2 separate regions of the Homo sapiens genome follow, and region 2 is linked to region 1. Evidence: chromatin loops called from intact Hi-C (ENCODE). Cell type or tissue: mammary epithelial cell. All regions are shown on one strand. Region 1 has its middle 2.5 kb from the start of KLF12. Region 2 has its middle 25 kb from the start of LINC00381.

Evidence for each region. A loop is a pair of places that touch in the nucleus more often than their neighbours do. Peaks named below come from ENCODE experiments on the same cell type or tissue, not always from the same donor. Only the 100,000 strongest peaks of a DNase experiment are listed, where the experiment ranks them.
Region 2: a loop joins it to region 1, with 8 times the contacts of the local background. A loop is called at or near these places in 5 of 110 quality-filtered maps.

What each region holds. Positions count from the first base shown.
Region 1 is chr13:74,134,413-74,139,412 of GRCh38, forward strand. It overlaps a transcript of KLF12 not described here. Among named protein-coding and RNA genes, the nearest start is that of KLF12, 2.5 kb to the left of the region's middle. RefSeq lists a silencer at 1-1,488. In mammary epithelial cell, a CTCF peak has its summit at 2,039; DNase peaks (open chromatin) are centred at 29, 1,079, 1,429 and 2,049; H3K4me3 peaks cover 2,298 bases; H3K27ac peaks cover 2,228 bases.
Region 2 is chr13:74,442,015-74,447,014 of GRCh38, forward strand. No RefSeq gene overlaps it. Among named protein-coding and RNA genes, the nearest start is that of LINC00381, 25 kb to the left of the region's middle. In mammary epithelial cell, no CTCF peak of the experiment used is centred here; DNase peaks (open chromatin) are centred at 947, 1,807, 2,337 and 3,267; H3K27ac peaks cover 2,771 bases.

The sequences.
Region 1 (5,000 bases):
AAATCCCCTGTGGGAAACTAACCCCTCCCCGCTCGCAGAGGTAGAAGGCAACACCCACTGCCCGGCCCTCGCCTCCCCGCCCGGACCGCCGGGCTGGGTCCGCGGCGCCTCCACCCCGCCCCACCCCGCCCCACCCCTGCCCCCGCCCTCCGGCCCCGGGCCTCGGCAGCGCTTCCCTTTCACCTGCACCACTTTGCTGCGGCACCCCAAATAACCCACACATGGCCCTGGGAGCTCGGGGAGTCGTCGGCCGAGGGGGCCCGCGGGGGCTTGCGGCGGGAGGGACCCCTGGAGAGCAACTCGCTGGGCAAGGACTCGCGCCGAGCCGCGAGAAAGTCTCCTCTTTTGTGTCAGAGCGCGCCAGACAGGCTTAGGAGAATTCGGGGACCCAAAAAGCGTGCAGCCCGCTTGGGCCCCCACCCCTCGCCGCACCCGCCCGGGTGGGGGCGCGCAGTGGAGGGAGGGGGCTGTCGCCCGGGTCGTCCCCGCGGCTCGCCCGCCAGCGAACTTGGAAAGGTGTGGGCGGAGCCGGCCGGGACTGTGGGGCAGCTCGCGGGGACCGCCCCTGGGCGCCGGGCATCGCCCGCGCCGGGCAACAATGGGGTCAGGCAGGGGCAGCCCCGCGGGCGGTGCCCCCCGCGCGCCGGTGGGGCGGGCGGAGGGCCGGGCGCGGCAGGCAGGGGAGTCATTGTTTGGGTTCCGGAGCGACGCACGTTGCGGGCGAAGCGGGGGCGCCCCTTTTCCCTGCGCTTCACCTTGGCGGGATGAATGGGGGCGAGGCGGAGATGCGCGCCTGGCCTCGCCACCCCAGCGAAGGGGCCCCTGCCTGCGCCAGTTCTGTGGGAAAGCACGCAAACTTGGAGGACTGGGGCAGAGGAAGCGGGATCTGCAGACCCCCGCGGGGCCCGGGGGCGGCGGGGAAGGGAGTCCAGCTCCACTGCCCCACGCCCAGAGCGGAGCCCCAAGAAGCGGACGGCCCGGAGCCGAGTCCTTGACGCTCTCCCCGGCAGCCCCTCCCTCCCCGCCTCCGCGCCCCGGGGAGCGGATCCGCGGGATTGTGGGGCGGGAGAGGGAGGAGGCGGCCGGGCGGCCCTGCAGTTCCCGCGGCGGCTCGGAGGGCGCGGGGTCAGCGCCGAGCCGGAGGGTCGGCGGGGGCGGGGAGCAGACGGGGCGGAAGCGGCCGGGCGGGCGGGGCGCGCGGCGGACGGAGGCGGGAGGCTGTGGGCCCGCCTCCTCACCATCCTAGGTGAGCGCGGCGCTCCGGGCACGACAGTATTCCCCTGCCCCGCGCCCCCGGCCCGGCCCGCCCCGCGTGGGAAATCGCCAGGGCTGTGGGAAGGCCGGGAAGGGGAAGTTTGTGTGCAGAGAGAAAGCTTTGCTGTACTGTGGCGTGGAGTGGGGTGGGAAGAGAAACAAGGGAGAGGCCGAGAAACAGGAAATGAGAACGAAGGCACGAATGTGAGCCAGGGCCAGCTGGGCTCCCCATCGGTGTGGCGGTTTCCAGCCACTTCAGGCGCGGTGTGCGTTCCTAATGACAACAAAGGCGGCGTCTGCCTGGTGCGTTCTCTGCCTCTTGCCACTCCTAGGTTCTGGGGAAAATGGGATGGGTGGTCCAACCTAGAGGAGGGGTCCCACAGCCTAAGATGCGTCTTAGGAAGGCAGCAGGATTCAGAGGAGGGGTCTGTCCTGGTCTTGAGGTTTCGAAGAGGAAGAAATGTCTGAAATTTGTGGAGCACTGCTCGAGTGAAGTAGCCTCAGCGGCGGGAGCGGGAAGGCGCGGGCGCAGCGAGGGCGTCGGGAACCCAGTGGGACTCGGGGGTGAGGGGTTGGTGGTTGCTGCGGTGCGGTCTCTGTTCCGGGGAATGCAGCCGCAACTCCCACTCCCTGATCCGATCCTGGGCCTAGGGTAAACAGCCCCTTACACTCCACTACACCCGGATGGAAACGACGTGAAAACACAAGTTTGAAAAGCAGCAGAATATCAACAACTGCGCAGGATTTCAACGAGAAACTTGCCTCTACTAGAATCACTGTGAAGTTTCCCTCTAGGTGGGGCAGGGAGTGAAGGAAGGGAGTTTCACTGTAAGGGTGGAAGGATGCTGTAAGAAATTATGTCATCGTGGCAGTTCTTGTACTAACAGCTCTTTCTCGAGTGAGCTGAGTGGCGGATAGACCATAAATATATTCTATAGCGAGTGCTTCTGCACGTGGAAAAGCAAACTGCACTGCCTTCCTATGGCATAAGCCACGGGCTTGTTAGGAGAGTGATGAAAGATAGAAAACAAACTACAAGAATCCATTCCAGAGGGATAAGGAAACTAGGGGTAGGTCAAGGTTAGTATCTAGAGTCTGGATACCCTGTGTGGTTAAAAAAAAAAAAAAGTACATCAAGCATTGGGGGGAAAAGATGCAGATTTTAAAAATTGTTGACAGATATGGAGTAGAAATCTTAAGGCAACTTCCTAGCTATGAAAAGGAAAAGGAGAAAAGAGAAAAACAGGTTTAGAAGAGAGAATCACTTCATTGTGTGGACTTGGGGTGCGTGTAAAAGAGCAAAAACATTTGAAATAATACAAAGCATGGATGATAACGGAGATCACTAGAGGAGTGTGTGTGTGTACACACGCATGCGTTTCCAAACTAGTTCATGTAATTCTATCTCCATATAGAATTTAGATTTAAAGAAAAGTAAGGTGTGGACGGAAGGGAAGAAGATAGGGAAAAGTACACTACCTTGGCAAAGGTGCGGATTTTTAATGTTTAGACCTTTTTCCTCTCTACCTCTGTGTTTGCAGAGATGTGAAAAGTCAGAAAATGTAAAGATGGCAAATTTATTTCATCCTTAATTCAAGAGGACCATGTAAAAGAATGTGTAGCGAGAAAGTACGGTCATAGAATTTGGGGGTTGAAAGTATCTGTCGAATCCAATACTATGTGGCTTCAATCCTGTTTAAAACCAAGATGATTTTGATAAAGAATGATAACCCATTTCCCTAACTATATATAAAAACTTCATTTACTTAGTCTTAGATAACCAAAAGAAGGATGAATTATGAACAAAGAAGATAAAGTTGGGTATTCTTAATTTCTTACACATAACGCATGCATTGAGTTTCTTTTACCTAACACATTGTCCAGAAAAGAAAACCACACCCAAACACCCTCAAAGCAGATAAAATATCTAATTCAAACAACAGGAAAATTTACAATTAGAAATAATGTTAATGTAAAAGTAAGTGTTACCTGCCCACAAACTTTTTGCCAGCTCTTCTTATACTCAACCAGTGGTGATACTGTCTTTGTAAAATTAGTGGTTAGAAAAATCTTTTTTTATTTTTTATTTTATTTATTTATTTATTTATTTTGAGACGAAGTTTCGCTCTTGTTGCCCAGGCTGGAGTGCAACGGCGCGATTTCGGCTCACTGCAACCTCCGCCTCCCGCGTTCAAGCGATTCTCCTGCCTCAGACTCACAAGTAGCTAGGATTACGGGCATGCGCCACCACGCCTGGCTAATTTTTGTATTTTTAGTAGAGATGGGGTTTCTCCATGTTGGTCAGGCTGGTCTTGAACTCCCGACCTCAGGTGACCGCCTGGGCCTCCCAAAGTGCCGGGATTACAGGCGGGAGCCACCGCGCCCGGCCAGAAAAATCTTTTACAGTATTAAGAGCATTACTTATACCTCACCCAGATTTATCTAAGGTAAAAACTCTGTTCAATATCTGTGTACATTTAGAGATTGTAAGGCTTTGGATTAGTGAAACCATAGATGATTTAGCACTAATACGATTTCAAGGAATAGGGTAGGAATGAAGTCCCTTTTAGAGGTAAAAGCTATGTTGAAAGATTAGAATTAACTAGAAAGGAAAATAAAGCTGATTTCCAGAACTCTGAACAAATTTTAAAATACAATCTTGATTTTTTTCCTAAGGCCGAAAGTGAACATGTACTGTTAGGTTTTCAAGCCTCTATTTTTCATATGTCATATCTTGGCAATAATGTGCAGCAAAGGGGAATTTTCCTGTTCAAGTATGAGAAAGTGAGAAAGACATGTAAAAGCCTTCCTATAACTGCAAACAGCTGGTGATATTATGTGATTACTTGGTAAACAACATGTTTTGATTTGGGGGATGAGCTGTCTGCAAATTAGGGGGAAAATGCCATTTCGTAACTTTGTTTTATTGCAATCAATACAGTTTTCGGTCCTTCTAGTTTAAATATCTTCATCACATCTTCAGATGTGTCTTCTTTTCCACCTTCCTCCAGTCACTTTCATGCAGGCCTTTTCCAGACTCACCTCCACTATCATGTCTGCTTCCCAGCTCTGAGCTCTGCATCTAGCCCCCTTTCCCTCACATGCACTAATTATAACATATCTGTCTTTACAAAGCCAAGTTGGCACAAATTAGTTACAACAAAATACTGTGACACATAAAGGCCCCACTTCCATATTCATACCTCATACTTTCCCCTCCAGCCTGGGCACACACCTTGCGATGATCTTCCTCTGTCTTCTCTGGAATCCTCTAAAAACGATTCCTGCATACCCCACATACATGTATACATATCCATCCTCTCACCAAAAAGTTATCTTTCCCTTCTTGGAGCTTCTTGTGGTATAATGGAAAGAGTGCTTCAGCTGCTGACTAGCTGGGCTTTCATCTTCTTTCTGATTCTCTATTTTTCCACCTACTTAAATAACATTTTCCCCACATTGAAAGATTAAGATTTATTAGATGCTTACCTGCGCCAATGGGAGATATACTGGCCCAAGTAAGCATCCAATAAATGTTGATTCCCTCATTTATTCTTCAGGTTCTCACACCTTTCTACTTCCATGAAGTATTGTTGGCTCACCTATTACATGTAACCCCTCTCAGAACAAGAGCTGTACTTTAATCACCTATTTAGCCTTTCTTTTACCCTCACACTGTTTTGCACATAGTAGGTGATTAATGAATGCTTCTTGAATCAATGAAACAACTATAATATATAAACATA
Region 2 (5,000 bases), 310 kb after region 1:
TTGTTGTTTGACATGGGACCATTTGTTTACTTTTGTATTTGTGGCCTGAGTGTAATATCAAAAGAAAAATTATTGCCAAGGCCAATGTTCAGAAGCTATTTCTCTATGTTCTCTTCTAGGAGTTATATAGTTTCTGGTCTACCATGCAGGTCTTTAATCCATTTTGAATTGATTTTTGAGTATGGTGTAAGGGTCCAATCTCATTGTTTGTATGTAGAAATCTAGTTTTCCCAGAACCATTTGTTGAAGAAACTCTCCTTTCTATGTTGTGTCCTTTTGGTGACCTTGTTAAAAATCCATTGACTGTATATGCTTGGATTTATTTCTTGGCTTTCTATCTTCTATGCATCTGTTTTCATGCCAGCATCATACTGTTTTGCTTATTATAGCTTTATAATATAATTTTAAATGAAGTGTGATGCCTCCTACTTTGTTTTTCTTAGATTGCTTCATTTAAATCAGTGCTATGTAAAATTGTTCTGCTATGAAATAACACACATAATTTGTTTGTTCATCAGTTTATTCACTCATTCAACAAATATACATAAATTTTTCTCCAATCCATCCTTCCTTCTTTCCTTCCTTCCTTCCTTCCTTCCATCTTTCCTTCCTTTCCCAATTCTAGTTGTTCTCATCAAACCCTTGCTCCTCTAATTAGGATATTTTAGTGGGCTTAATATATAATAGTTATTTCCTATCCCTTCAGGTTTAGAACCAATGGAGAGAGAATCACAGAAGTTGGGCAAATGAGCATCAAATTACCCACTTTATAAAGTTCTCTGAAGAATATAACTTGCAATATGCTCATGCTTTACTCCAGAATTCAATTTACTTACCCAGTCATAGTCTGAACTAGAAAACCATCAGTTTTTCCAGCAGAAAACGTAAGGCACAGAGGAATAGAGTAAGTGTGCTTCTGGGGATCAAGCTCATGTCCAAACAGGAATGAGCTTGTAGAACAAGCTTATCCAACCCTCGGCTTGTGGGCCGCATGTGGCTCAGGTTTTGAATGCAGCCCAACTCAAATTTGTAAACTTTCTTAAAACATTATGGGATATTTTTCGATTTTTTTTTTTTTTTTTGCTCAAGAGCTATTACTAATGTTAGTGTATTTTATGTGTGGCCTAAGACGATTCTTCTTCCAGTGTGCCCCAAGGAAGCCAAAAGATTGGACACCCCTGGAAACTCATCAGTCAGAGGAGATGTGAGTGAGAGGCCTCAAGTGACCCTTTCTGGAAATTCTTCCATATGAAAACATGGGAGGAGGGAGGTGAGTGTTCTATCCTGATGCCTATGAGTTATGAAGAAAGAGAAGGATTTTAACAATCTCTTTAACAAATCTTCTCATTTAATGGAATAGGAAAAGAGGGGGAATAAATTGCTCAAACTCTCACAATGAGATAGGGGTAAAACCAGGACTAGATGCCAATTTTTATGGATGTCAGCCCAACGATATTCCATAAAGTATTTGGCAATCTGGCAAAACTCAATCTGCATTTTAAAAATATAGCCAAAATTTGGGATTAGCAAAAATGTGGTGTTTTTTTTTTTGGTCAGGACACTGTTTTTTAAAATTAACAATGATTATTTTTCATACTCATGGTTTACATTTAAAGTGTTTACATTTAAAGGGTGAATAATTTTTTTGTCCTGTTTTGCAGAGAAGAAATCTATTTTATAAGGAACTTCCATTTGTATTATTTCAGATTACAATGCATTAGGATTAATATAGTTGAAACTTGGCCTGAGAAGAAAGAGGGGAGGCTAAATGCCAAGAGCTAAATTCCACAGCTATGACCATTTTCGTGAGCTGATTCACTCCTGTTTGTACTTTGGAGGAAGAAGCTTGGAATACAGAGAAGCATGCAGGCAGCAACCCAGGTTAACTGCTTTGAAGAACTCACAGTATAGTGAAGAAATTGGCTAAAATACCCTATAATTTTTATGTAATGATTTTGCATTACACTAGGAAGAGAAAGGCAGTTTTGCAAAATTTCTTTGTTAGGAGAGGAGGAGGGTGTGGTGCAGTAAAAAGAAGGACAGAGGCAATGCTTATTGTTTATGGTTGCTTGTCATTTCATAGGTTTCCTATGTAGGAACCACATGTGCAAAAATGGCAAAAGAAAGAGAGGAGCAAGAGATCCGCTTATGATAATCCAACAAAACGATAACTGGAACAGAAAAGAAAACGACGGCCAATCAAACCCCTGAGTGACTCCACATTGTCTTTAATTCTCCTCTAATCAAAGAGCAGCACACAGTTGTGAGAGGTGGTCCGAGCCGGGGAGATTATGCAGAGAGTGACTCCATTCAGAGAAATTTTGGCATGATTCCTAACCTCTTAGCCTGAGGGAGAATTTCTTAAATTTTATTTGTGGTTCTCACCTGAGAGAATTGATGCCTTCAAGAGAGCACCAGACAGAGGCTAAACAGACATGCAATAAAATTATCCTCCTTGGATGGGTCAGGAGCTGGCTGATAACTTACTCTAAGCCTACATCAATCAGGGAGCAGCAGGGGCATCCACAGTCAAGGAGAGCTGAAGGTGGCAGGGCGTACAGCCGCAGATCATCTTAAATAAAGATATAGAAGGCAGACTCTCATAAAAGAAACCATAAATGAAACAATGAATAACGACTTCTGTTTATCATTCTCTATTGTTTGCAACTTTCACAATAAGCGTGTATTGTTTTCTTAAATAAATAGCAAACAATAAACTCATATTGATATGGCATCAATTTTCACTGAATACCCTAAGAGGAAGCCATGTTTTTCCTGCGTTTTGTAAAGCTTACAGGTGGATTTCTTTTTTCTTTTCTTAAAAAGAGTACATTCGGACTGATCAGTGAGTTCATGCATCTGGGTAAATGGATAAGCAAATATTAAATTTGACATCACTGTTTTCATTATTACTCATTTCAGAAATTCAGGTTTATAAAATGCATTCTAGCTGAGTTTTAAAAAGATCAGACTATCTTGTGGTCATTGAAATTTATGGAACTCTGTCTAATACCCTCAACTGGATTAGATTTTAGCTCTACAAACAGCCTTATTTCTTAAGAGCTAGGACCTGAAATTAAATTATAAATTGATACTATCAATAGCAGAAATGTTATCTTGAGCCTGGAAGGCCAGAAGGCTGATTGAATCTCATTCATCACAGATGCACTTTGCTAGTGATGGCTGTGTTTGGGCACAAGGGTGTGTTTATGTGTTATAACCAGTGGGTTGGTTAGCTGAGCTGGTTAGCACACAGTGCAAATGGGTGCAGCAGGAAATGCTCTATGGCTCCTTAAGCCAGTTTCCTTTGCTTTGCTTAGTGATGATTAATGGTGATCCAGATCCTACATGGTGGTTTCATTTCCCACTGATGAGCCCAATAATAGAACCAACTTTACGCATGAAAAACTTAAAGCTATTTTTTAATAGATTCAAGGAGGTACAAAATCTAATAAAAGTCAAATAGATCAATGCTTCAATGTGCTTATAGGCCTTTTTTAAGTTCCCACAGAGAACTTTCCATGTTCACTGTCTCATTTTTACAAAACTCTATGCCTTGTTCCATTTGAATCACAAATAGTGACATCCTTGAACTAGACCTAAAATGACTGTCAACTAAAACCCAACCATTTACAGAATAGTCCATGGCCCTAATGAGGGAGCCTACCGTGAGAGCTGGGCTCAAAAATTAAGTAGCAAATCTGATAAGATCTTCTCTTTTAGGGGATTTTAAGTATAAAATACACGGAGAGGGACACAATCACATGGGTGATGCACAAGAGAAGGTAGCAAGAAGAAGGAATAATCCAGTAGAAATTATGAGGTAGCAGATGTTACGAACAAGGAAGAATTGTGTGGCAGATTGCAGAGTAGAGAATATTTCATCAGGAGCAGCCAGAACAACAGCAGGAAGGTGCAACGGAGAGTAGCTGGATAACCATGCTGAGTAATGCATAAAGGAAGTCTTTACGGCCATGTTATAAAGTGAATGGCATTTCTCTTCTCCACTATGCCCAACTTTGTTAATGTGGAAGGATGCTGAAACTTATTCTATACTCTTGGAAGCCTGGCTATGCAGCTGTTTCCAATCTCTTTTACTTCTTTGTGCACCCCTTATAATAAAACTCTATCAGTTGAGGTTTTCTGAGGGCAAATTTGTGCTTGCTACCTGAAGGGTCTTAATATGCAAACATTACTGTATTTGCAGGAAAGAAAGTATTTTATTGCCCTAGAAGTTAGTTTTTTATTTTTATAGATTTAGGGTTACAAATGTTGTTGTGTTACATGGTGTATTGCATAGTGCTGAAATCTGAACTTTTAGTGTACCCACCACCTGAATAGTGTGCATTGTATCCATAAGAAGTCTTTCAACACTTACCCCTGTACCCCTGCAACTCTACTATATTTTGGAGTCTCCAATGTCTCTCTCTCTATCTCTCTCTTTTTTTGGAGACAGATTCTTGCTCTGTTGCCCACGCTGGAGTGCAGCAGTGTGATCTTGGCTCACTGCAACCTCTGCCTCCCAGGTTCAAATGATTCTCCTGCCTCAGTCTCCCAAGTAGCTGGGACTACAGGCATGCACCACCACGCCAGGCTAATTTTGTATTTTTAGTAGAGACAGGATTTTACCATGTTGGCCAGGTTGGTCTCAAATTCCTGACCTCAGGTGATGTGCCTGCCTTGGCCTCCCCAAGTGCTGGGATTACAGGTGTGAGCCACTGTGCCTGGCCCCTCCAATGTCTTTTATTCCACTCTGTATGTCTATGTGTACACATTGTTTAGCTCCCACTTATAAGTGGGAGCATGTGCCTTTTGACTTTCTCTTTCTGGGTCACTTCACTTAGGAAAATGGCTGGAATTAATTAACCTAAGTGGATAATTGGAATATTACATAACTGATAATATTTGATCGTGGCTCTATAGGTGGTATTTAGGAGAAATTTAATAAAGAAATAAGTACACATTCAAATAGTGCTGGGACAATCAATGTGTAGAAGTGC